2 separate regions of the Homo sapiens genome follow, and region 2 is linked to region 1. A link is an interaction called in ENCODE POLR2A ChIA-PET data of the cell type or tissue named here. Cell type or tissue: B cell. All regions are shown on one strand. Each heading gives the region's core, and the rest is flanking DNA. Links, peaks and the distances in the headings are about the cores only.

Region 1 (15,064 bases), core at 6,610-11,609:
GGGTGAGGAAAGTTCTCCCGTGCAACAGCAGCAGCCGCCTGCCCTCTCCCTGCAGTGTCTGTTCAGCAACCCCGTCACTAGTACTCCTTGGCCTCCTGCAACTGTGCTAGGTACTCCTCCTCCAGGGGGTTGTCGGTGCAGGCTCGGCCGTTGTTGGGAGGGAGCACAGCGTGGAGGCGGCTCCAGTCCCCCTTGCACAGGATCCAGGGCGTCGTGTCGAACTTGAAGTGCAGCTTAGGTGAGAAGTCGGTGCTGATGAGGTTGGGCATGCCGGCGCCCTTGCCACGGGTCAGCAGCCGGCTGTCCTCGTCATAGCAGCAGTGCTGGGCGGCCAGTGTGCTGCTCTCCCCAGACAGCATGGAACGCAGGCAGAAGCGCGCCGTGGGCTGGTAGATGTCCAGGCGCTCGCGAGGGCCACTGGCATCCCTCCACCGGAAGCTGCGGCCCTGGTGCTCGTCCTGTAGGCTCACAGGGCTGTCCATGGCCTCCAGTGGGTAGGCACACGGGCAGCTGGGCAGGTCCCGCAGCATCTGGCTCAGATACTTGATTAGGAAGTCGCTCTTGCAGTTCAGCCACTTCTCACAGCTGTCCACATCTGCAAAGGGCCACAAAGTGCAGGAGGGAAGCCAGTGACAGAGCCAGGCCCGTGTGGGGCGGGGACTGATTAAGGGCCAGTGCATGGGGAGAGAAGGCCCAGGCCCCAGCTGGTGCAAAGGCGTGGCTTGGTAGGGCCTTGGGGATGGAGAGAGGCTACCCCACACCATCCAGACAACCTGAAGCAAGAAGCTCTTGCTCAGAACAGACACAGGCCAAGGGGCTGGAGCAATGACCCAGATGTCCTCTGCGGTGCCATATGTCACATGCTGAATGGTGGGAAAGGTTTAGGTGTCATGTGCTGAATGGTGGGAAAGATCCTGAGATCTTGGAAAAGGATCTGGGGTGAGTGGAGACAGGTACAGCAGCTTTTCACCAACTGGTAAGAAGGTTTCATTATTTTAGCCACTGGACCATTCTTGTTCTGAACGCTGCCTTTCTCAGGCAATCTGGCCTGGGGTGAGTCATTTGGCCACTTTGGGCCTCCTGTGGCCCCCTCTGTCTATGCTGCTCTCCTCCCCATCTCCACCTCGGGAAACGTGGCCTTTTTTTAAACTATATTTTTATTTAATTTTAAAATAAATTATATCCCTCAAAACAAAAACCTGAGGCTAAAGTACATCTGACTGAGGTTCTCTTAAATAGAAGAGCTGGGGGGCCAGGCGCGATGGCTCACGCCTGTAATCTCAGCACTTCTAGAGGCCAAGGCAGGAGGTAGGAGCTCAAGACCAGCCTGGCCAACATGGCAAAGTCCCGTCTCTACAAAAAATACAGAAATTAGCCGGGCTTGGTGGCGCATGCCTGTAATCCCAGCTACTCGGGAGGCTGAGACATGAGAATCACTTGAACCCAGGAGGTGGAGGTTGCAGTGAGCTGAGATCACACCACTGCACTCCAGCCTGGGTGACAGAGCAAGACTCTGTCTCACCATTTCACCCGGTCCCCATGGCACAGTGCAGCAGAGGCCAGGAGCCTTCATAAACCAGAAAGAGGTGCCCCCCAGACTCACCAGAGCCCTGCAGCGAGCAGGGAAGGGGAAAACACTGCAGTCACCAGGGAACAGCAGAAAGAAGAAAAATGGCCTTGGGCGGCTGGCCACGTGGGAATGTGCAGAACCTTGCTCCTCACTCCCCAGAATCTGCCTGAGTGGATGCTGTTAACCGGGTCTTGTTTCTCATTTTCCCTTCTGTGCCCTCATCCTAATGGGATGAGCTGTCCAGCCCCGGACACTGGGGGACTGACTTTGATAGTTTGAGGCTCTGCACATCTCCAAGGGACTGGAACCTTCCCCAGGATCCAGATGCTGGGATTTGGGTTTTGACTGGGAGTGAAGGAGGAGCCTGGGAAATGGTAACACAGGAGAGGGGAAGAGACACACATTTCCCAGGCCCACCCCTGTACCAGAAAACAAACTGCTCCTTCCTCTCTGCTCCCAAATCTTTAGGGCCTTCTTTGCAGTGCAGTGCTCACATGGGTTATGCGTGTCTTTCCCCCATGGGACCTGAGCTCCTTGAGGACATGGACCAAGCCTCAGGCTGCTGACATCCCCTGTGCCAGCACCATGGCCAGGCACATGATGCAGGCTCAGTAGGCTCTTGCTGTGCTGAGTGCAACCCTTATCTGCAAGGTTGGTCTCCCTGCCTTCCTTGCAGGGTGCAAGTAAGACCAACAGACACAGACTCAGAGTGTGCAGGTGGACGCCTGCCCCATGCCCAGCTGCCTGGAGGAGCAATGCTGGAGTTCTGCACACTGACCCATTTCTGACTGCACTGCATCCCCCTCTCCAGACAGAGCCTGCCCAGGAGCCTCCCAAGAGTAACCAAGGAATGGAAGTCAGAACGTCCCCACCCTATCCTGCTGCCAGGGAGGATAGGATATGCCCCCACCAGATGATCTCTAAGCTCTGCCGCTCCCATTAAGACCTTCCCAGTAGGAATACCAGTCTGAGAAAGGCCAATGAGCTGGCTCAGAAATGCCAGGGCCCCCTGTTGGAGAAGCAAACCTTCCAGATGGAAGCTGTGCTCTCTGCCTAGTGGAAAGAAGCCAGGTTCCTGCCATGGAATAATACCCCACCCTCCCCTGAGAGCTCGTTCCCCAAACCACCAGGGGCAAGCCTAGCCCCTCACTCACCTTGATCATGCATGTCCGTAGCATTGCGGGCCAGGAGCTTCCACTCCTCACTGGGGAGGCCCAAGGTGTCCTTGTCCTCAGTGCCTTTGGGAGGAAAGGAGGCCAGGCTGGTGGCTCCGCAGGCCACCTCAGTGCCGCTGATGGGGAAACCCCCCCACCTCAATAGGCTCTCAGTGCCCACAGCAGCCAAAATAGGCCTGGGACAAGGCAGGACCACCATGTTTTTGAGCTTCCTGCATCCCATCTCCCAAGCCCACCCACATTCCCAGGGGACCAAGCCTCCAGCCTAAGCCGCACCAGCCACTCCTATGCAGGGGTAGGGGCTCATCTCACCAGGACAGGAGGGCAGGTCACAGGTACGGGTCTCGGTGGCAGTGCAGCCATAGCCACAGGGCCGAGTCCTCTGCTGCTTGCCAGTGCTGCAGTTCCCACTGCAGGGAGACCAGGGACTCCACTCCTTCTGAGGCTCATAGTCTGGGTTAAGACAGGGAGTTGGGGGTGAGTGCATATAGCTCACAGGGCAAATTGGTACAAATCAGCACAGGGCACCCTTTCCTCAGGTGGATGCAGCCCATGCCAGGGCTTCCAGCCTCATGAATGAAGCTGGGCTGGATTTCAGCTTCCACCTGCTCCCTCAACTGGATTCCCTTCTGCAGTGAATAACCTGTGCAAATATATCAGGTGGCTCTGAAAAGACAGTATAACGCCTAGCCACTTGCTCTGTGTCAACACAGTATAAAGAGGAAATGATACCTAGGGCTGGGAGCTATCTGACCACTATTGGTATGACCTTGGGCAAGTCCCCCTACATCTCTGAGCTATAGGTTTTTTAATTTCTTTTCTGTGTCAGGGTCTTACCCTGTTGCCCAGGCTGGAGTGCAATGGTGTGATCATAGCTCACTGCAGCCTTGACTTCCTGGGCTCAAGCAATCCCCCCACCTCAGCCTCCCTAGTAACTGGGACTACAGGTACGTGCCACTAGGCCTGGCTAATTTTTTCTTTTTTTGAGAATCTGTCACCCAGGCTAGAGTGCAGTGGCGTGATTTCGGCTCACTGTACCTTCGCCTCCCGGGTTCAAGTGATTCTCCTGCCTCAGCCTCCCATGCAGCTGGAATTACAAGCATGCGCCACCATGCCTGGCTAATTTTTTTTTTTTTTTTCAGATGGAGTCTTGCTCTGTCGCCCAGGCTGGAGTGCAGTGGCGTGATCTCGGCTCACTGCAACCTCTGCCTCCCGGGTTCAAGCAATACTCCTGCCTCAGCCTCCTGGGTAGCTGGGATTACAGGTGCCCGCCACCACACCCAGCTAATTTTTGTATTTTTAGTAGAGACAGTGTTTCACCAAGTTGGTCAGGCTGGTCTCGAACCCCTGACCTCATGATCCATCTACCTTGGCCTCCCAAGGTGCTGGGATTACAGGCGTGAGCCACTGCATGGCTAATTTTTGTATTTTTAGTAGAGACGGCGTTTCACCATGTTGGCCAGGCTGGTCTCGAACTCCTGACCTCAAGTGATCCGCCTGCCTTGGCCTCCCAAAGTACTGGGATTACAGGCATGAGCCACTGCACCCGGCTAAGCCTGGCTAATTTTTAAATTTTTTGTAGAGACGGGGTTTCACCATGTTGCCCAGGCTGGTCTTGAACTCCTGGGCTCAAGCGATCCTCCAGCCTCAGCCTCCCAAAATGCTGGGATTACAGGTGTGAGCCACCCACCTGGCCTGAGCTATAGTTTCTATGTCAATCAAAACCAAGGGTGACAATATTTCCCTTGCACTGGAGATATTTAATAATTTCCCAGGCTGGGCATGGTGGCTCATGCCTATAATCCCAGCACTTCGGGAGGCTGAGGCAGACAGATTGCTTAAACTCAGGAGTTCGAGACCAGCCTGGGAAATATGGCAAAACCCCATCTCTACAAAAAATGTTTAAAAAGCTACTGTGGAGGCTGAGGCAGGAGGATCATCTGAGCCAGGGAGGTTGAGGCAGCAGTGAGCTGTGATCATGCTACTGCACTCCAGCCACAGCCACTGTGTCTCACTCCAGACACAGTGAGACACTGTCTCAAAAAAAAAAAAAAAAGAATTTCCCTGCTACCCATATTAGGGACCCACTTCTGATCTGAGGGAGCTGAAATACACTGTGGCTGGGCCCAAATCCTCAGGGTGTGCAGGGCCTGAGACCCAGTGCTTTCTGTGAAACCCCCAAAATACTGAGAGCTGGTTCCACACTTCACAGGCAGGCCAGCACTGGCGCCAAGAGTTTAAGGAAAATTAATGGGAGAAAAGCTGAAAAACACGGAAATTTTTTCCTTTTTTTTTTTTTTTTTTTTTTTTTTAGAGACAGGGTCTCGCTCTGTCACCCAGGCTGGAGTGCAGTGATGTAATCATGGCTCACTGCAGCCTTGACCTCCCAGGCTCAAGTGATCCTTCCACTTCAGCCTCCCGAGTAGCTGGGACTACAGGCAGGCGCCGCTGTGCCCAACTAATTTTTGTGTTTTTTGTAGAGACAGGGTTTCAACATGTTGCCCAGACTGATCACAAACTCCTGAGCTCAAGCAGTCCACCTGCCTTGGCCTCCCAAAGTGCTGGGATTACAAGGCATGAGCCACCATGCCCGGCTGTCATGAAAATTTTCTGTGAGTTTACATTATTTTAGTGAATTGGGAAGAGCCTGTCACAAGTTAGTCTTAACAATAGGCACCTCTGTCCATTGACAAGACACCAGGGCTCCAAGGGGAATGGCTGCAACTATGCATAAAACATGTCTGCACCCAGAGGAAACCTGAACCACAATACGCAAAAATAAAAATCATCATCATGGCCGGGCACGGTGGCTCATGCCTGTAATTCCAGCACTTTGGGAGGCCAAGGCAGGCAGATCACTTGAGGTCAGGAGTTCAAGATCAGCCTGGCCAAGCTGGTGAAACCCCATCTCTACTAAAACTACAAAAATTAGCCAGGCGTGGTGGTCCACACCTGTAATCTCAGCTACTTGGGAGGCTGAGGCATGAGAATCGTCCGAACCTGGGAGGTGGAGGTTGCAGTGAGCCGAGATTGTGCCACTGCACTCCAGCCTGGGCAACAGAGTGAGACTCCACCTCAAAAAAATTAAAAAAAAAAAATCTGTCATCATGAGAGGCTGGTAGGCTTAAGGTAATATTTTCTGAACAGTTTGTGCTGCTGTTGTGTCTTTTTCTAACAAAAATAATAAAAATAGCCAATACTTTCTTTACTCCATGCTGGCACTGTATATGTCTTAACTCACTTAATACTCTCTACAGCCAACTCCATGTAGTAAAGATTATACCATTCCCCATTCTATAGAGGAAGGAACTGAGGCACAGAGAGTTGAAGAATCTTGCCCAAGGTCATTCAGCTGGTAAGCAACACAGTCAGGAGTCAAAGTCACACACACAATCTGAAAATAAGGTCAGTCATGAGTGATGGAATTTATAATTTCTCAATCCTTGGAAACTCACAGATGTAAATAAATATAATAGTAACAAATGTCTTTTGCTTAGGGGATATCAGAGATTTTTGTGAGGGTCAAATGTTGTTCAGAAAAAAAGAAAAAAAAAAGGCTGGGCACAGTGGCTCATGCCTGTAATCCCAGCACTTTGGGAGGCCGAGGTGGGAGGACTGCTTGAGCCCAGGAGTTTGAGACCAGCCTCTGCAACATAGGGAGACCTCATCACTACTAAAAATAAAAAAATTAGCCTGCCCTGGTGGTATGCACCTGTGGTTCCAGCTATTCGGAGGCTAAGGTGGGAGGGCTAAGGTGGGAGGATCGCTTGAGCCCAGGAGTTTGAGGCTGCAGTGAACCATGATCATGCCACTGCACTCCAGCCTGGGTAACAGAGCGAGACCCAATCTCAAATTAAAAAATTAAAAAAAAAAAAAAGGAAAAACTCTGCAAGCTATTGTCAATGTTACTTTTGAGTTGATGATGGTGTTTGAACAAGGCCTAAGCTCCTGGCTTCCTCAATGGTCTTGCCTGGGAAGCCTCCACCCTCTCCCTCACCCCCATTTCCACTCAGTACCTACAGGGGAGCAGCCTGGGGATGCCAAGATGGGGGTGCTCACCGTAGCTGACAGAATCCTTGAAGACCCAATCCCCGGGGGCCAGCCAGCCCTGGTCCCAGTTGTCTGTAGTTCCATTGAACCAGAGCGCCTGCTCTTCCTCATCTTCCTCTTTGTCCTCTTGATCCTCACCCTCGATATCCTCTGAAGGATAGTCCTCGTCTTCCTCCTTTTCCTCCCCCTTCTCCCCTGGGGCCCTGTCTTTTTCCTCTCCTTTGTAGTCTCCCCAGAGGAAGGACCAGAGGGCGGGCAGCCAGCTAAGGGTATCCTGGGGCGGGGGATTGCTGGGCTCAGCCAACAGGTCTATCGACACCTCGGCCTGGGGGTCCTCCACCACCTTGATGGTCACCTGCAGGAGACAGGCCAGGCCGGCCAGTGAAGGAGGTCTTAGAGCTGCATTCCAAAGAGACGAGGGATGATGGGGTCAGGGTCAGAGGTGAGAGGCCCAACCTTTCCTTCAAACCAGCTGTCTTCTCTTGGCTGACATTTTTGGCTAACCTTCCTGGCCTCTTAGGGCACAAGAATCACAGCTTACGGCCTGGAGGTGCATTAGAATCACCTGGGGACTCCTAATTCGCAGATGCCAGGTATGGACTGAACTGGTCTGGGCTGGGGCCAGGTATGGCGGTTCTAACACATGCCAGGGTTGACACTCACTAGCTTAAGAGAAGCTGGCTTTGAATCTCGGCTCTGCCAGCATGCATCTGCTGGACCTGGGCAGCTCTGAGCCTCCAATTCCTCATGGTAGGGCTGGAAGCTGAGTGCTCCCGACACAGCAGCCCTTGGAGGAACTCTCTTGCACCACATTATGGATGGAAAATAAGTAAAAGAAAATCATTTATGTGAAACTGAACTTCGGAAACATTAGGCTATTCAATAAAGTAACATGAGGTTCACTGAACAAAATTTGGAAAAAAACAGCAAACTATGAAGAAGAAAATGAAAATCGCCTATATTCTGGCTGGGCTCAGTGGCTCACGCCTGTAATCCCAGCACTTTGGGAGGCCGAGGTGGGCAGATCACGAGGTCAAGAGTTCGAGACCAGCCTGGCCAACATGGTGAAACCCCGTCTCTACTAAAAATACAAAAATTAGCCGGGCATGTTGGTGCACCCAGCTACTTGGGAGCCTGAGGCAGGAAAATTTATTGAACCCAGGAGGCAAAGGTTGCAGGGAGCTGAGATCATGCCATTGCATTCCAGCCTGTGCAACAGAGCGAGACTCCATCTCAAAAAAAAAAAAAAAGAAAGAAAAAAGAATATCACCTATATTCTATCACTGACATTTCTGCCTTCCAGTTTTTTGCGTGTGCGTGTGCGTGTGTGCGTGTGTGTGTGTGTGTCTGTGTGTGTGTGTGTAGGTAAGTAGAGAAAAGAAGAGAGACACTTTTAAATAATTTTAGAATTGTGTTTTATACTTTTATGGTCTTTTTTCCCCTTCTGGGGAAAGTGTTTTGTAAACTATAGCTGCTACACAAACATGCAGAATTATTATCATGAAGGACTCACGCCAGGCAGTGGAGCCTGAAACTAGAATTCTGCCAGCTGCTCTAATTTCCTCTCCTATAAAGCCCTTCAGGTGGCTGTCCCCCATGCCACCAGCCTACTCCATTCCATACTGAACCCCTTCTTTAGGGGATCAGACCTGCAGGTCTTTTCCAGGAGGCCTCCTTAGATTCCTGGAATCCCTTGTAGCCTACAAAGCATTTCCCACTCACTGGTGCTCACATAGCCCTGCTGGGTTGGTGCTGTTTGTCTCTTGCCATGGTCTAGAGAACAAAGGCTCAAAGAGTCAAAAGACTTGCCCAAGGCCCACAGCTAGAAAGTAGAGGGGCAGGTCCTCTGCCCCCTACACCACAGGGAGAGCATGGGGAGCCTGCCCTCTGACCCCACACAGCAGCCCCACCCTCCACGGAATCCAGGATATAGGGTATCCTGAGCCCACCTTGTCAGCCCCGCTCCTCTCCGGGTGTCTGCAGGGCTGCTGGCCCTTCTGTAGCTCTCACCTGGTTATCAGGGTTAGGGGTACTCAAGGTTGCGTGGACCAATTCTGGCAGCTTCTGCAGCTCCAGCAGCAAGGGAGTAACCTCCTGGGTCCTGGGAGGCGTGGCATTCCCTGGGGTCAGGGCTGCTGGCTCAGTGACAGTCCAACATCCATGTTGGTGTAGCTCTGCCTGCAGGTGGGTTCTGGGGAGCAGTCGTGCCTCCTCCTCTTCCCTCAGAGGCCTAGGATCTGGGGAGGCTGAAGCCTGAGGAAGAGAGAGGGAAGGTGAGGTGACAGGTTAGGGCTTACCCAACAGGGACCCAGAAAAGGCTGGCCAGGCAGAGCCAGGAGCTGCTGGCCCTTCTGTAGCTCTCACCTGGGTATCAGGGTTAGGGGTACTCAAGGTTGTGTTGGCCAATCCCGGCAGCTTCTGCAGCTCCAGCCGCAACGGAGTAACCTCTGGGGTCCTGGGAGGGGTGGCGTTGCCTGGGGTCATGGCTGCTGGCTCAGTGACAGTCCAGCATCCATGTTGGTGTGGCTCTGCCTGCAGGTGGGTTCTGGGGAGCAGTGGTGCCTCCTCCTCTTCCTTCAGAGGCCTAGGATCTGGGGAGGCTGAGACCTGAGGGAGAGAGAAGGAAGGTAAGGTAACAGGTCAGGGCTCACCCCACGGGGATCCGGAAAAGGCTGGCCAGGCAGATCCAGGAGCCCTGGGGTCTGACCGGGTCATAAACTCACCCTGTGACTTACATCTCTCTGGAGTGTGTATCTGTAGTGTAAAATCTCCACACTGCCTGCTTTAAGGCCCTCAACGGGTAAGTGAGGGTGTAGCTGGTCAGACAGTGGACTGTATCCACAAAGTGCTTTCACAGAGGATGCCAGTGTAAGGCATGAAAAGGAGGGTCATTTCACAGATGAAGAAACCACAGCCCAAGAAGGGGAGAGAGTTGTTTCAGAGAGTGGTGTCCTTTGCAGACAATGTGCCTCCCACTCCCCAAGGCCCTCACAGGCCAGAGGAGAAAGGCCCCCAGGGATGCACCTGGTCCTATCAGGGAGTGGGCAGCAGGCCTTGGCCTTTCCCCTCAGCCTGCTCCTGTCCGCTAGGCCCCACCCAGGCCATCCACATGAGGGCTGTGTTCCTCCGCCTGCCTGCCTGGGGCCTGGCTCCTTTTTCTATTCCAGGCTGCTGGCATGGCTGACTCAGCCAGTTCATCCCTGCCAACAGCCACTGGCCATGGTGTCCTCACCGGGACAGTCCTTGCTTCAGATCAGATGGTAAGTGAAAAGCAGATCCATGTCATCTCTGACTCCTGTTCAGCATTCATCTGCCCAGACAGTGGGGCACTAGGGGCTCAGTGGCTGCCACCTGCCTCCAGGCTATAGCCACTGCCCAGGTCTCTATGCCAGGGCAAAAGGAGCACCTCCCAGAGCTGCCTTATGAGTCTCCGGGACCTGCCACCTGTGGACCCTGCTTCACTCAGGCCACACCCTTGCCACCCCTCCCGTCTCATACCTGGGCAGTATGGTATGGCTGACAAACACTGGTTGTGAGAGTCAGATAAGCTTGGGTTCAAATCCCATCTCTGCCTCTTACTAACTTCTTCAACTTGACAATATCCTCGTCTGCAGAATGAAGATAATCATTCTTCCCTGCAAGGACTGTGAGAATTTTATTTATCAAACATTTCCACAGCATTTACTGCACACCAGGCACTATTCTAAACACTTCATCACTCATTTCATCCTCCCTGTCTTACATCCTCATTGTCATGCCTGTCTTACAGTGGAAACTAAGGCACAGAGAGGGCAAGTAACCTGCCTGAGGTTGCACAGACATTTAGCGATAAAGCCAGGATTTAAACCAGGCAGTCTGGGCCTAGAGCCCATTCTCTTAACCTGCAAGCTATAAAGTGATAGTATTGTATCCCCTTCAAAAATCAGGGGCTTAATCAGCCTAGTTTCTCACTCTTACTTTTTTTTCTTGAAAGTTTGGAAACAGATTCAGAATCTTCTGTCTCTCCCTCTTTGACCTCCCCTTCTGCGGTGTCCAAACACCTGGCTCCAGGGCTCCTGCACTAAACGCCTGGTCCCAGGGCAGCCGTGGGCCCATCTCGGCCCCAGCCTGGAGTCTCTTGCTGAGTCAAAGCCCTCTAGTCTAGACAGCAGGGTGGATGAGTGGAAGGTGGAAGGGTGAGTAATGGAACAACTCAGCCCCTTCACTGACCAATGAGGGAGGCCTGGAGCATCCCTAAGTGCTGGCTTCCTAGCAGCTCCCACCCACAATTCCACCAAAGCCCTAACTGTGCCTGTGACTTTGCTCAGCATCTCCACTGTCTGCAGTCTCTGGGGCATAGAGACAGGCAGTCTCGGAGCAGCAGGTGTTCAGGGCTGTGCAGCCTTTTGGCTGATTGGGATACCCTAGCCTGGTGGTGGCTGGGCCTGCCTGGGCAGGTGGTACAGTGGTTATGCAGTGGTTCTCATCTGGGGACATGTGGCACTGCCTGGAGAAATTTGTGATTGTCACAGCTAGAGGAGGTTTCTACTAGTATCTAGTAGGCACAGGCCAGGAATGCTGCCACATAGCCTGCAGTGCACAAGGCCATCCCACAAGAATCATCCAACCCACATGTGAATAGTGCTGTAGTTAAGAAAGCATGCTCTAGGCCAGGCACGGTGGCTCACGCCTGTAATCCTAGCACTTTGGGAGGCTGAGGCGGGTGGATCACTTGAGGTCGGGAGTTTGAGACCAGCCTGGCCAACATGGTGAAATCCTGTCCCTACTAAAAATACAAAAAAAATTAGCTGGGCATGGTGGCAGGTGCCTGTAGTCCCAGCTACTCGGGAGGCTGAGGCAGGAGAATCGCTTGAACTGAGGCAGCAGAAGTTGCAGTGAGCCAAGATCGCATCATTGCACTCCAGCCTGGGCAACAGAGTGAGAATCCATCTTAAATAAATAAATAAATAAATAAATAAATAAATAAATAATAAAAAGAAAAGAAAAGCAAGCATGCTGTAGATTGGGCTGCCTGGTCTGAGTTCTGCTGGCAGCCTGGCTTCTAACCTGTGGGGCCCTAGCAGGAGAGAAGCCTCTGTGAGCTTCTTCATCTGCAAAATGGGAATGACAACAGGACTAAGCCTAGCCCAGGCCCTGCTACCCAGTAGGTGCTCAAAATGTTCCTTTCCAGACCTCTCTACCCACTCCTCTCCCTGGTGCCCAGTCAGACCATAGGGTGGGCAAAGGCCAGAGAGGTTCTGGCCAAGTGTCACAGCCACACGTGCCGCCTTTCCTCTCTGGAGCTGCTCTTGGGAGTCTCCCTCTCTGTACGTCAGCCCTTGCGGAACTCCTGGGAGTGGAAAGAGATGTGGGGAACGTCTCATCTTAGTTTGGGTTCTCTTGAAGCCTACCCCAAGACAAGGGTTCCAGTGTAGGTGGTTCCACTGGGAGGTGGCCCCAGGAGATGCCAGAAGAGGGTAGGGGAGCGAGACAGGGAAGGGGAGGCGGCAGTCAAGGATGCAGTCAAGCAGCAACCATGATGGGCACCTGCAGCCAATCCCCCTGGGCTCCTCCGATACCCCTCGAGCAGGGACAGAGCTGGGGATTTATCTGCCAACTCCACCAGTCCTGGTTAAAGGCTCTGGGGCTAGAAGGGAGGATTTGCTCTCCAGGCACTTCAAGTGAGCCACGTACATCTCCCAGAAGGGCTGAGGGGATCAGGGCCGGGCACCCAGAGGCCCAGCCCATAGCCAACCTCTGGACACATCTTACACACCAGGCCTTCCTAGGCAATTTCCATGCCATCTGTCACTTTTTCCAACTCAAAGGTAAGTTCTGTGCAGACAGGAATTGTGTCTGCTTTGTTCACTGTGGGATACTGTGCTGAGCACAGTGCCTGATACATTATAGGAGCCCGATAAATCACTGCCACGTAAACAAATGAACACCAGCAACCCTGAGGGGCGAGCGTGATCACCTTTATGTTAAAGATGAGGCTATGGAGGCTCAGGGAGGGTAGGGACTTATGTAAGGTCTTAAAGGTTACAATAAGAGAACTGGGATTCAGCTCAGCCCAGCCTGATCTCAACACCTGCGCACTGGTGCACACTATGCACGTGTGGACAGACACTGGTGACAGTAACCCCTTGTGGGCCACCACCTTCTGTCTTCACAGAGCAGTTCCACTTTCATCTCAGCTGAATGTGGTGGAAATGAGTTCAGGCTGGAGTCCACATGACCGGGGTTCAATCCCAACATGTACACCTACTAGCTGCATGACCTCCGGCAGGTTACTTAATCTGCCTTAGTTCCTTCCTCTGTAATTTAGGGAAACACCAGCGCCTGTCTCATAGGGTTGTTGAATTAGAATAGTACCTTGTAGGTGCTAAGCATGCAATGAACGTTACCCAGAGGTGGCGACAGATGGTACTCAGAAGGCAGACAGAGGAGCCATCAGGGGCACCCCCCTCGCCAGGCAACATGCCAGTTCTTCACACCTCATTCAGGTCCCCCGAACACTGCTGCAAAATCACTCGGCAGGTGTATCCTCATGGCATTCTGAGGGGAATTCTGAGACTCCAGGTTGTTGAAGAACTCCAGTCCTGTCTCACAAGACCACCTCTCTCCATCTTCTAAGCTTACATGTGGAGTTGCATGCATGTACAAACACACAAGGCCATTCTTTTGGGGGGTGGTGTCACTGCCCAAATAGAGATACATCTGAGGTATATCTTTACCAGTTCTCTCTCTCTCTCACCCCTATGCTTACCTTCCCAGGCTTGGCCGGGCAGCCCCTGACCCACGTGTTTCCAGTTAACACAACAGAGTCCCAATCCCCACAGACCCTTACTGCATTGCGTGAGCCCGCCTGCTAACCTGTTTCAGCCCCTTCACAGTTCCCTGTTCTCCCTTCTCCTTTGTGCCTCAGGGGTCAGAAACTTGTTCTGGATAATTAAATTCAGTCACCAAGTGCAGGTCCCGCAGCCCTAGCTCCTGAAGCCCAGGCCCAACCACACAGAGCCAGGCTGCACACTAAGTCATGCTGGTGGGAGGTGCTGGAGACCCAGCACACAACAGCAATTGCCTCTTTAGCCAGGCCTGAGACCCTGCATACAACACAGCAATTGCCTCTTTAGCCGGGCCTGAGACCCTGCCTACAATAGCAATTGACTCTTTAGTCAGGCCTCTTTAGCCACAGGCAGAGGAATAGGGCTGGATTTCATTCTCCCTCAACTACCTTCCTGATTGGTAAGTACTATTCTTTTTTTTTAAGACTGGGTCTTGCTATGTTGCCCAGACTGGCCTCGATATTCCTGGGCTCAAATAATCCTCCCACCTCAGCCTCCTGAGTAGCTGGGATTAGGTATGTACTATTCTAAGCCAACCCACCCTGGCACCCAGCGGAGGCTGCAAAGCTCCTCACTGTAATAAGAGTAGTGCTGACCAAGCATAGTGCTCCCCGCACAGGGCCGGCTTCATGGTGTGCAACCTGTGTCTTTGCACTGAGCCCCATATTTAGTTTAACGCTCTGCTGTTGCCCTTTGGAAATAGCTAAGAAGCCTCATATTTTCTTTTTTTATTTTAGTTTTTGAGATGGAGTCTTGCTCTGTCGCCCAGGCTGGAGTGCAGTGGCACGATCTTGGCTCACTGCAAGCTAAGCCTCCCGGGTTCACGCTATTCTCCTGCCTCAGCCTCCCAATTAGCTGGGACTACAGGCGCCCGCCACCATGCCCAGCTAATTTTTTGTATTTTTAATAGAGATGGGGTTTCACCGTGTTAGCCAGGATGGTCTCAATCTCCTGACTTCGTGATCCGCCCTCCTCGGCCTCCCAAAGTGCTGGGATTACAGGCGTGAGCCACCACGCCCGGCTAATTTTTTGTATTTTTAGTAGAGATGGGGTTTCACCATGTTAGCCAGGATGGTCTCAATCTCTTGACTTCGTGATCCGCCCGCCTCGGCCTCCCAAAGTGCTGGGATTACAGGCGTGAGCCACTGCACCCGGCCAAGAAGCCCAACATTTTCATTCTGCACTGGGCCCCACAAAAAATGTGGCCAGTTGGCTTTCCCAGGTAAAGGCAATAAAAAAAGAAAGAAAAAGAACGGAGCCAGTCTTGCCGATCACCCTATATGTACAGACTCACTGGATTCTCACAACAACACTTTAGGTAGGTGTGAGCATCATCTTCACTTCATAGACAATGCAGCCAAGGATCAGAGAGGTAACGTAACTTGCCTGGAGTCACACAGCTAGGGGCTGGCAGAGTGGGATTTGATGTCAGTGGTATGGCT
Region 2 (15,064 bases), core at 4,329-9,328, 100 kb after region 1:
TTTTGAGGCAGAGTTTCACTCTTGTTGCCCAGGCTGGAGTGTAATGGTGTGATCTCGCCTCACTGCAACCTCTGCCTCCCAGGTTCAAGCGACTCTCCTGCCTCAGCCTCCCAAGTAGCTGGGATTACAGGACTCTGCCACCATGCCCAGCTAATTTTTTGTATTTTTATTAAAGACGGGGTTTCACTATGTTGGCCAGGTTGCTCTCAAACTCCTGACCTCAGGCGATCCACCCACCTCGGCCTCCCAAAGTGCTGGGATTAAAGGTGTGAGCCACCATGCCCAGCCACCATCTCTTTTACAACTGGTTCTAATAGTTAATTTTCCTCAGGACAGAAAATATTCATAAATAACATGTCTATCACAATTGGAAATTTTTCATTTAAATGGCATGTCCATTTTGATAGCCTTCCAACAAGTATACTGGTTGAATGAAAATAGGAATAGAGATATCCAATTCTAATTAAAACTTTTTATTTGGCTGTTATTATCCATGCATTTATTTCCCAAAGGAAAAAACAAAAAGTAGTCTTCAATCCTTTTCATTCATGTAAAAAAGGGTAACAGTACTAACGCTTCTAATGAAGGAAATGACAGTACTGATTATCTCATTTCTTTTTTTTAATTAAAAAAAAAAATTTTTTTTTGAGACAGAGTCTCACTCTGTCACCCAGGCTGGAGTGCAATGGTGTGATCTCGGCTCACTGCAACCTCCGCCTCCTAGGTTCAAGTGATTCTCCTGTCTCAGCCTCCCAAGTAGCTGAGATTACAAGTGCCCGCCACCACACCTGGCTAATTTTTGTATTTTTTAGCAGAGACAGTGTTTCACCATGTTGGTCAGGCTGGTCTTGAACTCCTGACCTCAAAGGATCTGCCTGCCTCAGCCTCCCAAAGTGCTGAGATTACAGGCATGAGCTATGGCGCCCGGCCAATCTCATTTCTTTATAATCTTTCTAAACACTGCACATTAATGTTCAAAGTATTAACTCCAATATTAAGAGAAATATTTCCTTACAGACAAATTTTTATTAGCAACAAAAGCAATATTTTTTGTTTTACTATATAAAACAGAAAAACCTTAGAGTCTGCTCCAAATACCAGAGGGATTATCAAACCCCAAGATAGAAAAAAGACTGCAGGCCAGAATGAAGTAGAGCTTCACCCCTCAGCCTTGGGCTAAACAAAGAAAACCAGAGGCACAGCTGTCTGGGATTAGGAAGGAAGCAATGGGTTCCAATTTCCTGAACAAAGAATTGTGCCTGCCATGGTCAGGCATTTCCATCTCTCCTTAACAAGTGATTAAGTCACAGTAGCACAGGGTAAAGGAGGAGAAGCTGTCACAACCAGGGATGTTAGGGACCAAAAGCGGGTGGCATAGAATGGTAGGAGAGAGGGACTTACGGCCGAAATCTCAGCTCCCCTTTACTCCTTAGCTAAGCTCCAGGGTAGTAGCTCTGATCTCAGTCAGTAGGTTCAGCAGAAAGATTTGATAGGCATGGCTGGGCGCAGTGGCTCACGCCGTAATCCCAGCACTTTGGGCTCAAGGCGGGTGGATCGCTTGAGCCCAGGAGTTTGAGACCAGCCTGGGCAATGTAGTGAAACTCTGTCACTACAAAAAATACAAAAATTAGCCAGGTGTGGTGGCATGTGCCTGCAGTCCCAGCAACGTGGGAGGCTGAGGTGGACAGATCACTTGAGCTCAGAAGGTTGGGGCTGTAGTGAGCCAAGATCGGACCACTGCACTTTAGCCTGGGCAATAGAGTGAAAAGCTGTCTCAATAAATAAATAAATAAATAAATAAATAAATAAATAAATAAAAATAATAATTTTAAAAAAGATGAGAAGGGCAGCAAACCAAACTCCCTGCAGCTTAGCCATGAAAAAAAGGAGGGGAGGGGTCACTACTTGCAGTTCCAGTTCTAGGCAATGGGAGTGTATTTCCAAAAATATCAGGTTAACTTTAAACACTCTAAGACCACAGTTAAACTAGGGGGGTAATCTTTTCATTCATTCATTCAAATATATCTTAGTGAGTACTCGATACATACTGGGTTGTATGCCAGACTTTCAGGATACGTTAAAGAACAAGACAGTTCTCTCCGCAAAGAGTGATAGCCCCACTATTCCGACCCTCATTCCCCCATCTCCACCACTCTCTTCCTCCTCCTCAGTTTGGTCACTGTGAAGTGACTTTAGTTAAGGCTTATGTAATACTCATCATCATTGACCTAATACTCAGTTATTGAACATTTACTGAGCAGTACCTTCCAGGCACTAAACTGGGCACTGGGAATAAAAATGAGTAAGAACAACCTCTACACTCCCTAAGAACTCTTAGTGTAGTGGAGAAACACACAAATAAATACAATATAATAAGTACTATAAAAGAGTGTTTGTCCAGAGAAGGAGCGAATACCTAACTGATAAGGGAGTGACAATGGTAAAGTCAAGTCCAAGCAGCCTTAAGGATATACTCATAAACATTCTTCCTGAAGATCCTCACAAATCCCATATCCTAGCACATGTAAGGAGAGGGAAAACAATACCTACTCGCGACTAAATGCTGGATCACTGGGCTTGAAATACTCCTCACTTAAGAGCCTTCTCAACTCAAGAGAACAACTCAAACTCTTGGATTTGCTGCTTAGAGATCAATGAAGACCTTATCAAAAGTAGTCTAGGGACATCTCAATAAGAAGCCAATAAATATCCTTTACTGGTTAAGCCTATTTAAGGTAAGCCTTCTAGAAAATATCCCATATTGTTTAATATAATATACATAAGTACCACCTATTGTAGCACCTATACAGGCATTAAGAACACAGGGGGCAAAGCTGGATGCTATCACTTTTTGAAGTCCACTTTCTAACAACTGTCCCTTTGTTAAGCATCATTCTGGTCCAACACAGATAGTCAAATATGTTTACATGATGATGATAAAGATGATGAATAATCACAACAGCAGCAAGAGTGCCCATCTACTGAGTATTTATGACATACCAGGCACTTGCCAAGTGCTTTACATGCACACATATTTATATACTTATATATGTAAGTATGTAAATATACATACTCTGCACACTCTTAAGGAAGATATTTCTTACACTTTCAGAAAGGCTAAATGGCTTTCCCACTTAGGAAAGCAGCCAGAGGCAGAGCCAGGAACTGATGATCCAGGCCTTCTAACTTTACTCTGTGCTCCCAACCCCAATGCCACACTGCCTCTTATTTGGTGATGCTACTAAATCAATCTGAAATACTTTGATAGCGTTCAAAGCACTTCAAGACCACTGTGCTATTGTCCTTCCCATTCTTTTCCTATGTTCTGCATATGACCAACACACACATAACAAACCCCCTACAAGACACACAGACACACACACACACACTTAGGAGATGGAAGGCTAAAAACTGTATTTCCTGGACACCCTTGTGATCGGGTTGCGGATGTGATGTAGGGTCTGCCAGTGAGAAGCACATACAACAGCTGGATGGCAGGGGCCACGCTTTGCACCAGCGTAGGAGGCAAGCCCCTGCAGACCTCAGTGCTGGGTCGGCACCAGCGCGATTCTATGTGCCACTGCCTATTCACCAGCCTCTGGCAGTGCGACAGTTGTGATGCCAGCACTCAGAGTACTCACGGCAGGAGCAGTTTCCTAGTTTGGGGTAGCTGCCCAGTTAGGGGAGGGAGGCCCTAACCTCACTGCTCTCGCCCCTCCACAAAGCCATAAATGCCTAATTCTCTGTTGGCTTGAATGACCTACAGTGTTTTTGGTAACTCTACCAATAATGTGACGATTTCAACAACGTGGTCATTATAATTATTGTTGAGAAATAGATGTTTAATAACTTATTAGATGTATTTTACAGAGTCACTGAATAAAATTTAAATTCTTTGTCCAAGTCACATAACAATGCAGTGACAAAGCCAAAACTGAGACTAGTATTATTCCAAACTAACACTATTAGTGGTAGTGTTACTACTAATTCCATTAAGAATTCTCAATGTCAGTTCTAATTTAATAACTTTTACTTATTTTAGAGTCTGGGGCACCAATCTCGATATAACAAAAGACAAAATTTCTCTCAAACATGAGCATTTGAGGCAAACAATCACTGCTTTGATGTTAGGATAAAAAGCTTGGAAAACATGCTTAGAACTGTCTCAGTGTCTTCTCAAGGTCAGGATGATTTAAAGTTCGACCCTTGACCTATGCATCCAGTGCAGGGAAAAAAAACTGGGACAAGTAAACCAACTCTAGCAGTCTTTAAGGAACAAATTTATTTCAGCTTTACTTTTATTCAAAACTTGCTAAGTAAAGGAAAACGTGGGAGAAAAATTTAAATCTACAAAACTATAAAGTATTTAGACCTTCACAGATTACTTTTAAATGCCATACTTATTTTAAAAACTTTCTCACTAGGACATCCACTGGCCAAAAAAATGACCCGACCTAAACCTCATACCTTATACAATTAACTCAAAAGGAGCATAGCCCTAAACGTAAAATATAAAACTATAAGACTCAGAAAAACCTTAATACATTCCTGGTGGACATGCAAAATGGCACAGCCAAGGTGGAAAAGTGTGTTGGTTTCTCAAAGGTACATGTAGACTTTGACAACGATGAACGTGATAAATTTTTTCTTTTTTCTTTTTTTTTTTTTTTGAGATGGAGTCTTGCTCTGTTACCCAGGCTGGAGTGCAGTGACGCAATCTAGACTCACTGCAACATTCGCCTCCTGGGTTCAAGCAATTCTCGTACCTCAGCCTCTCAAGTAGTTGGGATTACAGGTGTGCACCACCATATCCCGCTAATTTTTGTATTTTCAGTAGAGACGGGGTTTCACCATGTTGACCAGGCTGGTGTCAAACTCCTGACCTCAAGCGATCCACCCACCTTGGCCTCCCAAAGTGTTGGGATTACAGGTGTGAGCCATCACACCCAGCCAAAAAATAATTTTTTTAAAGGTAAATATAGACTTTCCATGTGACCCAGCAATTCCATTCTTAGGTACGTACCAATTGGAAACAGATACTCGAACAAGTACTTGTATGTGAATGTTCATAGAAGCACTATTCACAACAGCCAAAAGGTGGTAACAAAATGTGGTATATCCACATAACAGAATAGTATACAGTGATATAGGAATGAAGTACTGTTACTTGCTACAATGGTACATGAATCTTGAAAACACTATGCTAAGCGAAAGACAAGCCACAAAAGAGGGATGGTAGACGCAAAATACTTGTAGGATACATAAATATTTCCTAAAAACCACTTAGAAAAATACACAAACCCAGTAGAAAAACGGACAAAAGATTTGAACAGAGACTTCATGAAATCAGCACTTCCAATGGTCATTAAACATATAAAAAGCTGTTCAGCTTCACTGGGCAATAGAGAATTGCAAATTAAAACCACAATGAGACACTAGTACATATATACCAATTGAACTGGCAAAAATTTTAAATTCTGGCAATACTGAGTGTTAGTAAAGAGATGTGGAACAATTCTTGGCCGGGCGCAGTGGCTCACACCTGTAATCCCAGCACTTTGGGAGGCCGAGGCAGGCAGATCACGAGGTCAGGAGATCAAGACCATCCTGGCTAACACAGTGAAACCCGTCTGTACTAAAAATACAAAAACAAAATTAGCTGGGCGTGGTAGCGGGCGCCTGTAGTCCCAGCTACTCGGGAGGCTGAGGCAGAAGAATGGCGTGAACCCAGGAGGCGGAGCTTGCAGTGAGCTGAGATCACGCCACTGCACTCCTCCAGCCTGGGTGACAGAACGAGACTCAGTCTCAAAAAAAAAAGAATTCTCAAACACAGCCGGTAGGTGTACAAACCAGTACAATAACTTTGGAAAACAATTTGGCACTATCTAGTGAAACTGAAGACATGCATACTCTATAACTCTATAACTCAATAATTCCAACCCTGGAGAAACTCATATTTACATGCAGGAAATGCATATATCAGAACATTTATAGTAGTTTTATTCATCACTGACAAGAAATGAAAAAAGCCTCAATATCCATTATTATTAAAATGAAGGAAGGCCAGACACAGTGGCTCATGCCTGTAATCCCAGCACTTTGGGAGGCTGAGGCAGGTGGATCACCTGAGGTCAGGAGTTCGAGACCAGCCTGGCCAACATGGCGAAACCCGTCTCTACTATAAATACAAAAAATTAACCGGGTGTGGTGGCAGGCACCTGTAATCCCAGCTACTCGGAAGGCTGATCTCTTGAACCTGGGAGGTGGAGGTTGCAGTGAACCGAGATCGCACCACTGCACTCCAGCCTGGGCGACAAGAGCAAAACTCTGTCTCAAAATAATAATAATAATAATAATAATAATAATAACTAATGCTGTTTGCTGGTATGATAGTACTACTAAAAGATTTCAAGACATTTCATTATAAACATAATATTGCATATCAAAGACAAGATAGTAAAAAAAAAATCTATAACGTTTTGAATTTTTATTTGGGCAACATTTGTTGTTGTTGTTGTTGTTATTGTTAGAAACAGTGTCTCACTCTGTAACCCAGGCTGGAGAGAAGTGGCATGATCATAGCTCACTGCAGCCTCAAATTCTTGGACTCAAGCTATCTCCCCACCTCAGCCTCTCAAGTAGCCAGGACTACATACAGGTGCACACCACCATGCTTGGCTAATTTTTAAATTTTTTGTAGAGACAAGATCTCTCTCTGTTGCCCACGCCAGTCTAAACTCCTAACCTCAAACAATCCTCCTGCCTCAGTCTCCCAAACTGCTGGGATTATTGGTATGAGCCACCACACCCAGCTGGAAAATGTATTTTCTACTAAAGAAGGAAATAGCCTTATGAGATAGATTTAGAAGTAACTGAAACATGACAAAGTTGTTTCAAAACTTAAATTAAGAATTTTTAAATCCCAAATAATTCCCACCTGAGGAAGTGTTGAAAATGGAGTCATCACACAGTTAAAATTCATTATAGTTGGACGCAGTGGTGGATGCCTATAATCCCAGGATTTTGGGAGGCCAAGGCAGGTGGATCGCTTGAGCTCAGGAGTTCAAGATCAACCTGGGCAACAAGGCGAAACCCTGTCTCTACAAAAAAAAAAAAACAAAAATTAGCCAGTTGTGGTAGCGTGCGCCTCTAGTCCCAGCTACTCAAGAAGCTGAGGTGGGAGAATCACTGGAGCGTGGGAGGCAAAGGTTGCAGCGAGCTGAGATTGTGCCACTGCACTCAACCCTGGGCAACAGAGCAAGATCCTGTCTCTGAAAAGAAAAAAAAAAAATCTGGCCCAGGCACAGTGGCTCATGCCTATAATCCCAGCACTTTAGGAGGCTGAGGCAGGCGGATCACTTAAGCCCAGAAGTTCAAGATCAGCCTGGGGGCAAAACCCAGTCTCTACAACAAAACACAAAAATTAGCAGGGCATGGTGGTACGTGCCTGTAGTTCCAGCAACTCCGGAGGCTGAGGTGGGAGGATCACCTGAGCACAGGGAGGTCGAGGCTGCAGTGAGCTGAGATTGTGCCACTGCACTTCAGCCTGGGTGACAGAGTAAGACCTTGTCTCAAAAAAAAAAAAAAAAAAAAAAAAAAAAAAAAACACACAAAGAAAGAAAAGAAAAAGGGAAAAGGAAAGCATTATAAATTCTAAAAGTATTTTATAAACCAATAATTCTGTTTTTATCTCTACTTAATGAAGAAAAGTAGGTGAAATACTCAATGAAAGGTTTTCAGACTACAACTTTTAAACCTTTCAACCATGGTTAATTAACGACTTTCCTTACTGTTCATATAGGTCATACCACCGTCTGTCCTTTCCTGTTTTTAATGTTAAAAACAGGAAGCCACTTCCTTGCTGTTTCTATGCTGTCCATGAAAGCGCAGAATGAGATTTCAAGATAAAAAAACACTGGTTTTTCCTACATCTAAAACAGTCATTTGTATGTTTGTGTGTGCATGTGTGTACGTACACACCTACCTCGACTACAAATACTTCAAAATACTTTACATTGTTACTGTTACCACCACTCACAATACCATTCATATCTTAAACTTTTTTTTTTTTTTTTAGAGATAATGGCCAGGCACGGTGGCTCATGCCTGTAATCCCAGTACTTTGGGAGGTCGAGGTGGGCAGATTACCTAAGGTTAGGAGTTCAAGACCAGCCTGGCCAACATGGTGAAACCCTGTCTCTACTAAAAATACAAAAATTAGCCAGGTGTTATGGCAGATGCCTGTAATCCCAGCTACTTGGGAGACTGAGGCAGAAGAATCGCTTAAGCCCGGGAGGCAGAGGTTGCAGTAAGCCAAGATTGCGCCATTGCACTCCATCCTGGGCGACAGAGCGAGAGTCCGTCTCCACACACACACACACACACACACACACAAATACAAAAAATTAGCTGGGCGTGGTGGTGCACGCCTGCAGTCCCAGCTACTCAGGAGGCTGAGGCATGAGAATCACTTGAACCCAGAAGGCAGAGACTGCAGTGAGCTGAGATCATGCGATTGCACTCCAGCCTGGATGATAGAGCAAGACCCTGTCTCAAAAAAAAAAAAAAAAAAGACAAGGTTTCACTCTGTCACCCAGGCTAGAGTGCAGTGGCTCAATCACAGCTCACAGCAGCCTTGAACTCCTAGGTACAAGTGATCCTCCCACCTCAGTCTCCCAAGTAGCTAAGACTATGGGTGTAGGCCACCACACCCAGCTAATTTTTTAATTTTCTTGTTGAGACAGGGTCTTGTTACATTGCTCAGGTTGGTCTCAAACTCCTGCGCTCAAGCTATCTTCCCACCTCAGCCTCCCAAAGTGCTTGAAATTACAGGTGTGAGCTAACACGCCTGGCCTCTGGCCTTGTATCTTAAACATTTACCGAGCGTCTAATATGTGCCAAGCACTCTATAGTACAGAGTAGTAAACAAAAAGGTAATAATCCTTGCCCTCTTGGAATTTGTATTCTGGTGGAAGAGATAAACATATAAAATACAAAGTTTGCTAGTCCAGGCTCAGTGGCTCACGCCTGTAATCCCAGCACTTTGGGAGGCCGAGGTGGGCAGATAGATAAACATGAGCCCAGGAGTTCAAGACCAGCCTGGCCAACATGGCAAAGCCCTGTCTCTACTAAAAACACAAAAATTAGGTGTGGTTGCACATGCCTGTAGTCCCAGCCACTCTGGAGGCTGAGGCAGGAGAATTGCTTGAACCTGGGAGACAGAAGTTGCAGTAAGCCGAGATCGCGCCATTGCACTCCAGCCTGGGCAACAGAGCAAGACACTGTCTCAAGAAAATAAAAATAAATAAAAATAAAAATAAATAAAGTATGTTAGACAGTGACAAATACCAACAGAAACAAAAGCAAAAAGGAAAGGGGGAGACATGCTGCAAATTAGCTGGGGTGCCCTGGGTAGAACAGAGGATAAAATGGAAGTGAGGGAACTAGCCATGGGACTATTTGAAGGAAAAGCTTTCCTGGCATGAAAAACAGGGAAAACAGGTAACAGGGAAACTCTTGCAAACCTAACACTGGCACTAGTCCAAACGGATACAGAGGTAAACCTACTGCCACTAGTCCAAACAGATACAGTGGTAAACCTACTACACAAAGCTTCTTTGAAAGGTTTATTTTGAGTATAGTTTTTTACCAGTGAGAAATCCCTATAGTAAGTAGAGATGACTGCTCCATATGATGAAATATTATTCAGCAATAGGAAGCAATGAAGTACCGATACATGCTACAACATGAACTTCAAATACATTACGCCAAGTGAAAGGAGCCAGACACAGAAGAACATACACTGTATGATCCCATTTACATGAAACATCCATTTATATGAAAAGTCCCGAATAGTAAATCTACAGAGACAGAAAGTAGATTAGTGGCTGCCGAGGGTGGGGAGGGTGGATGAGGAAGGAGTGACTGCTAATGGTTCATGGTTTCTTTTTCAGAAGAGAAAAACATTACAAAATTAAATTGTGGTGCTGGCTGCACAACTCTGTAGATATACTAAAAACCATTGTATCGTACACTTTAAATAGGTAACCTTTATGATATGTCAATTATTTAAAAAGACTACTGCTGTCCTGTGCCCAGCAACTAACACAAAACAATGAAATACAGTGCTCTTTATTTTTTATTCTTCTTATTTTTTTTAGACAATCTCGCTCCATTGTCCAGGGTGGAGTGCAGTGGTGCAATCTTAGCTCACTGCAACTTCCACCTCCCAGGTTCAGATGATTCTGGGGGAGCTAAGTAGTGCTCTTCTGTATGTATGTATGTATGTATGTATGTATGTATGTATGTATTTATTTTTAGACGGAGTTTCTCTCTTGTTGCCCAGGCTGGAGTGCAATGGTGTGATCTTGGCTCACTGCAACCTCCACCTCTCTGGTTCAAGTGATTCTCGTGCCTCAGCCTCCCAAGTAGCAGGGATTACAGGCATGTGCCACCACGCCCCAGATAATTCTTGTATTTTTAGTAGAGACCGGGTTTCACCATGTTGGTCAGGCTGGTCTCAACTCCTGACTTCAGGTGATCCGCCCGCCTTGGCCTCCCAAAGTGCTAGGATTATAGACGTGAGCCGCCGTGCCCAGCCAGTTGTGTTCTTTTTAAATGTAGAATCATACACAGAATTAAAGAAGACAAACCAAACAATCAATCCCCTAGCTTAATGCACCAAAATGACAGGTACCAGAATATTCTTAGTACGCTACTTTTTTTTTTTTATTTTGAGACAGTCTCTATTGCCCAGGCTGGAGTGCTGTGACAAGATCTCAGCTTACTGCAACTTCCGCCTCCCAGGTTCAAGCCATTCTCCTGCCTCAGCCTCCCAAGTAGCTGGGATTACAGGTGCCCACCACCACGCCTGGCTAATTTTTGTATTTTTAGTAGAGATGGGGTTTCATCACGTTGGCCAGGCTGGTCTTGAACTCCTGACCTCAGGTGATCCACCCACCTCGGCCTCCCAAAGTGCTGGGATTATAGGTGTGAGCCATCGCACCCGGCTGTACGCTACTTTTTGAAGGAGGCCAAGAATAAAATCCCTCTGGGAATTCCTAGTAATGTATTTGAATTTCTTTCTTTCTTTTGTATCTTGAAAATAAGCCTATTGGGATATAAACATATAATGTCCCTTCGCCGTATCCTATCCCTCCCATTTTTAATCTACTTATTTTTTGTAACTTTTATTTTAGGTTCAGGGGTACGTGTGCAGGTTGTGCAGGTAAACTCGCATCACAATGGCTTGTTGTACAGATTATTTTGTCACCCAGGTACTAAGCCTAGCACCCAATGGGTTATTTTTTCTAATCCTCTCCCTCTTCCTACCCACCACAAGTGTCATTTTCCTCTTTGTATCCATATGTTCTCATCATTTAGCTCCCACTTATAAGTGAGAACAGGCTAGGCACGGTGGCTCACTCCTGTAATCCCAGCACTTTGGGAGGCCAAGGCAGGCTGAGGTCAGGAGTTTGAGACCAGGCTGGCCAACATGGTGAAACCTTGTATCTACTAAAAATACAAAAAATTAGCTGGGCGTGGTGGTGCATGACTGTAATTCCAGCTACTTGGGAGGCTGAGGCAAGAGAATCACTTGAACCGTGGAGGCGGAGATTGCAGTGAGCCGAGATCACGCCACTGTACTCCAGCCTGGGCGACAGAGTGAGACTCCATCTCAAAAAAAAAAAAAATTAAAAAAATTAAAAAATAAGTGAGAATGTGGTATTTGGTCCTCCCGTTTTTAAATATCTGATCATGAACAAGCTGTGGAGGCAAAATGTTAGTTTAAAATTTTGTCAGTGTGTGGTAACTACCTACCATAATTTACTCCTTACGTTCCTAGCTATTTCCTATCTAAATATTAGAATATTTTTTTCTGAATTAAATTTTTTCATTTTGTAGAGATGAGGTTTCATTATGTTGTGTCAGCTGGTCTCAAACTCCTGGCCTTGAGTGATCCTCCTGCCTCAGCCTAGAACATCTTTATTAATTCAAGCTTTTGCTGTATCTGTCACGTACGTGTTTCTGAACTACTAGCTTCACCTCACATCACAAAGAAATAATCCATAGATTGAGAAAAACAACATTCTCATCCAAAACACCACGAATAACAGAGGATTAAGGGGTAAAGAATTCCAAGAATTTTATGCAATGTATATAAAATAGAACAAACTCATGGTAACTCATCTTTATTGGTATGATCATGTGATTTAGTTGTATTCAAAGCAACATACGGTATTTCCTTACATCAAAGAATTAACACAGTTAAACTGGGCTCTCTTTTATAATGAAATGAGGAAGAAAACCAGGATGTGGTTATGAATACCACTCTCTCAGTGAAATGAGGAAGTAGCAACATTATGTTTGCATTTTATGATCCCAAGCAACCACTTTCCCTCACCTCCTTCCAGTTTAACACTTAATTTGCCTCCCTCTTTCCCCATCTCTAATCCAACATTAGAAAACAAACATGATCTATCACAGGAAAGGAATGACTTTTCCTTTCCCTCTAAAAGCTGAATTTTTGTAAGAAAATGGCAGAAGTTGGCTGTTTTAAATGCTAATGTTATCTACTGGGAATATTCTATTGAAATGAATTTGAATAATTTAATAAAATCCTCTCCATAAACTGCAGAGGCAAATGCTCTCCTCAGCCTCCCATTTCCTTGTATTACTTCCTCCAAGAATTGTTTCCTGATTAACCCTATGCTACTCAGATACTTTTTTTGTTCTATATCTTCATATAATCTAAGTATTATTTACTTGTATAATGGTTTTGCAAAGGCCCATAACTTTCAAATGTTTGTTTCCTCAACAAAATTAGAAACTACTTAAGAATAAAATCTGTGTGTTCTAATTCTTTCACACAAAGGATACACAGGCAGCTCCCAACACTTAAACCACCAATTTACTTTCTGTAAACATGAAACAAGTTCCAAAGATAATGTACTCACAAAGTAATTCAGATACATCTTGTTGGTTTCATTCATTCATCACACTTTGAGCACCAGCTGCACAAGCTGTATGAAAAATCCCCTGATCAAAAACTGCCCTTGGGGTCATGGTGGCTCACTCCTATAATCCCAACACTTTGGGAGGCCAAGGCAGGAGGATCGCTTGAGCACAGGAGTTTGAGACCAGCCTGGGCAACATGGCGAGACGCTGTCTCTATTTAAAAACAAAAACAAAAACAATACTCCTCATTGCCTACCAAACTTCTTACTTTGATTTTCAAAACACAATTTCTCTTCTGTCTACATTCCAGATTCTCCCAAACATTCTTCATGCCTTTGCCTATACTATCCCCTCATCCAGGAATGTGCTGTCTGCACCACAATCAGCACTTCCCTCACCACCAGCAATACACGTCAATTATCAAGTTTCGACTATGCATCTACACTAGGAGAGGTCCCTGCAGATAAAGAGTTTTTAGTTTGAATATTTAAATAAAACTTCAGCTACCATCGGTCATAACTGCCATCAACTCAGTCTAGTAGGAGGATACAGGCCTGTGAACAAGTAACTACAATACTGTACAACCTAGGAAGGGTATGGTAAGCTGTCACTGAGGGCTATACAAAATCAACGTACTGTAGATGCACTCTGAGTGGACATGCTCAGGGGGAGAAGGGGGATCAAAACGTATTAAAAATGTGGGCCAGGCACAGTGGCTCGCATCTGTAATCCCAGCACTTTGGGAGGCCGAGGCAGGTGGATCGTTTGAGGTCAAGGAGTTTGAGAACAGCCTGGCCAACATGGTGAAACCTCGTTTCTACTAAAAATACAAAATTATCTCGGGAGTGGTAGCACATGCCTGTACTCCCTGCTACTTGGGAAGCTGAGGCATGAGAATTGCTTGGACCCGGGAGGCGGAGGTTGCAGTGAGCCGAGATCACACCACTGTACTCCAGCCTGGGTGACTGAGCGAGACTCTTGTCTAAAAAATAATGATAATAAAATAAAAAATGTTAAAAATGTGTTTGGGTTTTAAAAGATAAAAATTACTTAGGGTTACTGGACCAACTTCTGAATGCAGGGCTTTGCATTCAAAAAACTTATTTACCTTCTTTGTGAAATTAACTTGCAGGGCAATGAGTAGGATGGCCAACTTGTGCTGGGGCTCGGATGGAGTACAAGATGGTTGAGATGAGAGAGAAAGGATGCCTAATCTTGAGTTCTCCCAGGAGCCACTTTTGAATCCATGTATCTACTGACTGGTTTTGTCTTCCTAGTAACTGACAATGTTTTCGTGATATACTCTTCCCATTTGCACATGACCACTATCCATTACCTGAATAATTGTTTCTTCTACAATCAATGTTCACTGGCTCGTCTCAGCGTTGACTTTGCTCACCCCACACCTGCCTCTTTTCCTCGGACGCACAGGAACCACAAAAAAACTCTAATGTCTTAAGTCCTTCTCTAATCTGGTACATTTGCCTGGGCTAAAAGACAACCTTTTGCCATGTGGGACATGCCAAGAACACACAGGTTTGTTTTATTTTTAGTAAAATTAGGCATCTTTAACCCTCATTTTATTTATTTATGGAGACTAGGTAACACATATGTAATGTATACAACTCCAGAAGTGAGCTTCAAGTCAATAACAAGTAAAAAAAACAAAAAAACTGGCCAGGCACAGTGGTTCACACCTGTAATCCCAGCACTTTGGGAGGCCGAGGTGGGTGGATCACAAGGTCAGGAGATTGAGACCATCCTGGCTAACACAGTAAAACCCCGTCTCTACTAAAAACACAAAAAAAATTAGCCGGGCACGGTGGCAGGCACCTGTAGTCCCAGATACTGGGGAGGCTGAGGCCAGAGAATGGTGTGAACCCGGGAGGCGGAGCTTGCAGTGAGCCGAGACCGAGCCACTGCACTCCAGCCTGGGCGACAGAGCAAGACTTGTCTCAAAAAAAAAAAAAAAATTAGCCGGGCGTGGTGGCAGGTGCCTGTAGTCCCAGCTACTTGGGAGGCTGAGGCAGAAGAATGGTGTGAACCCAGGAGGCAGAGCTTGCAGTGAGCCGAGATCGCACCACTGCACTCCAGCCTGGGTTGACAA

What was found. ChIA-PET counts read pairs that join two places held together with the same protein. Peaks named below come from ENCODE experiments on the same cell type or tissue, not always from the same donor. Only the 100,000 strongest peaks of a DNase experiment are listed, where the experiment ranks them.
Region 2: POLR2A ChIA-PET joins it to region 1 with 10 read pairs; 3 of 35 experiments call an interaction of 5 or more read pairs at or near these places.

What each region holds. Positions count from the first base shown.
Region 1 is chr14:77,475,518-77,490,581 of GRCh38, forward strand. It overlaps ISM2 (isthmin 2), which reads right to left. Exons shown (of 7, transcript NM_199296.3): 2 at 9,160-9,402; 3 at 8,806-9,048; 4 at 6,805-7,150; 5 at 3,058-3,198; 6 at 2,725-2,808; 7 at 1-595. The coding sequence ends at 78. Among named protein-coding and RNA genes, the nearest start is that of ISM2, 16 kb to the right of the region's middle. RefSeq lists enhancers at 1,897-2,066, 9,045-9,545. In B cell, for the core only: no CTCF peak of the experiment used is centred there; no DNase peak of the experiment used is centred there.
Region 2 is chr14:77,581,424-77,596,487 of GRCh38, forward strand. The region is part of intron 2 of SPTLC2 (serine palmitoyltransferase long chain base subunit 2); the gene reads right to left. Among named protein-coding and RNA genes, the nearest start is that of SPTLC2, 28 kb to the right of the region's middle. RefSeq lists a silencer at 2,429-2,629. In B cell, for the core only: no CTCF peak of the experiment used is centred there; DNase peaks (open chromatin) are centred at 7,178 and 7,878; H3K4me3 peaks cover 735 bases; H3K27ac peaks cover 2,845 bases.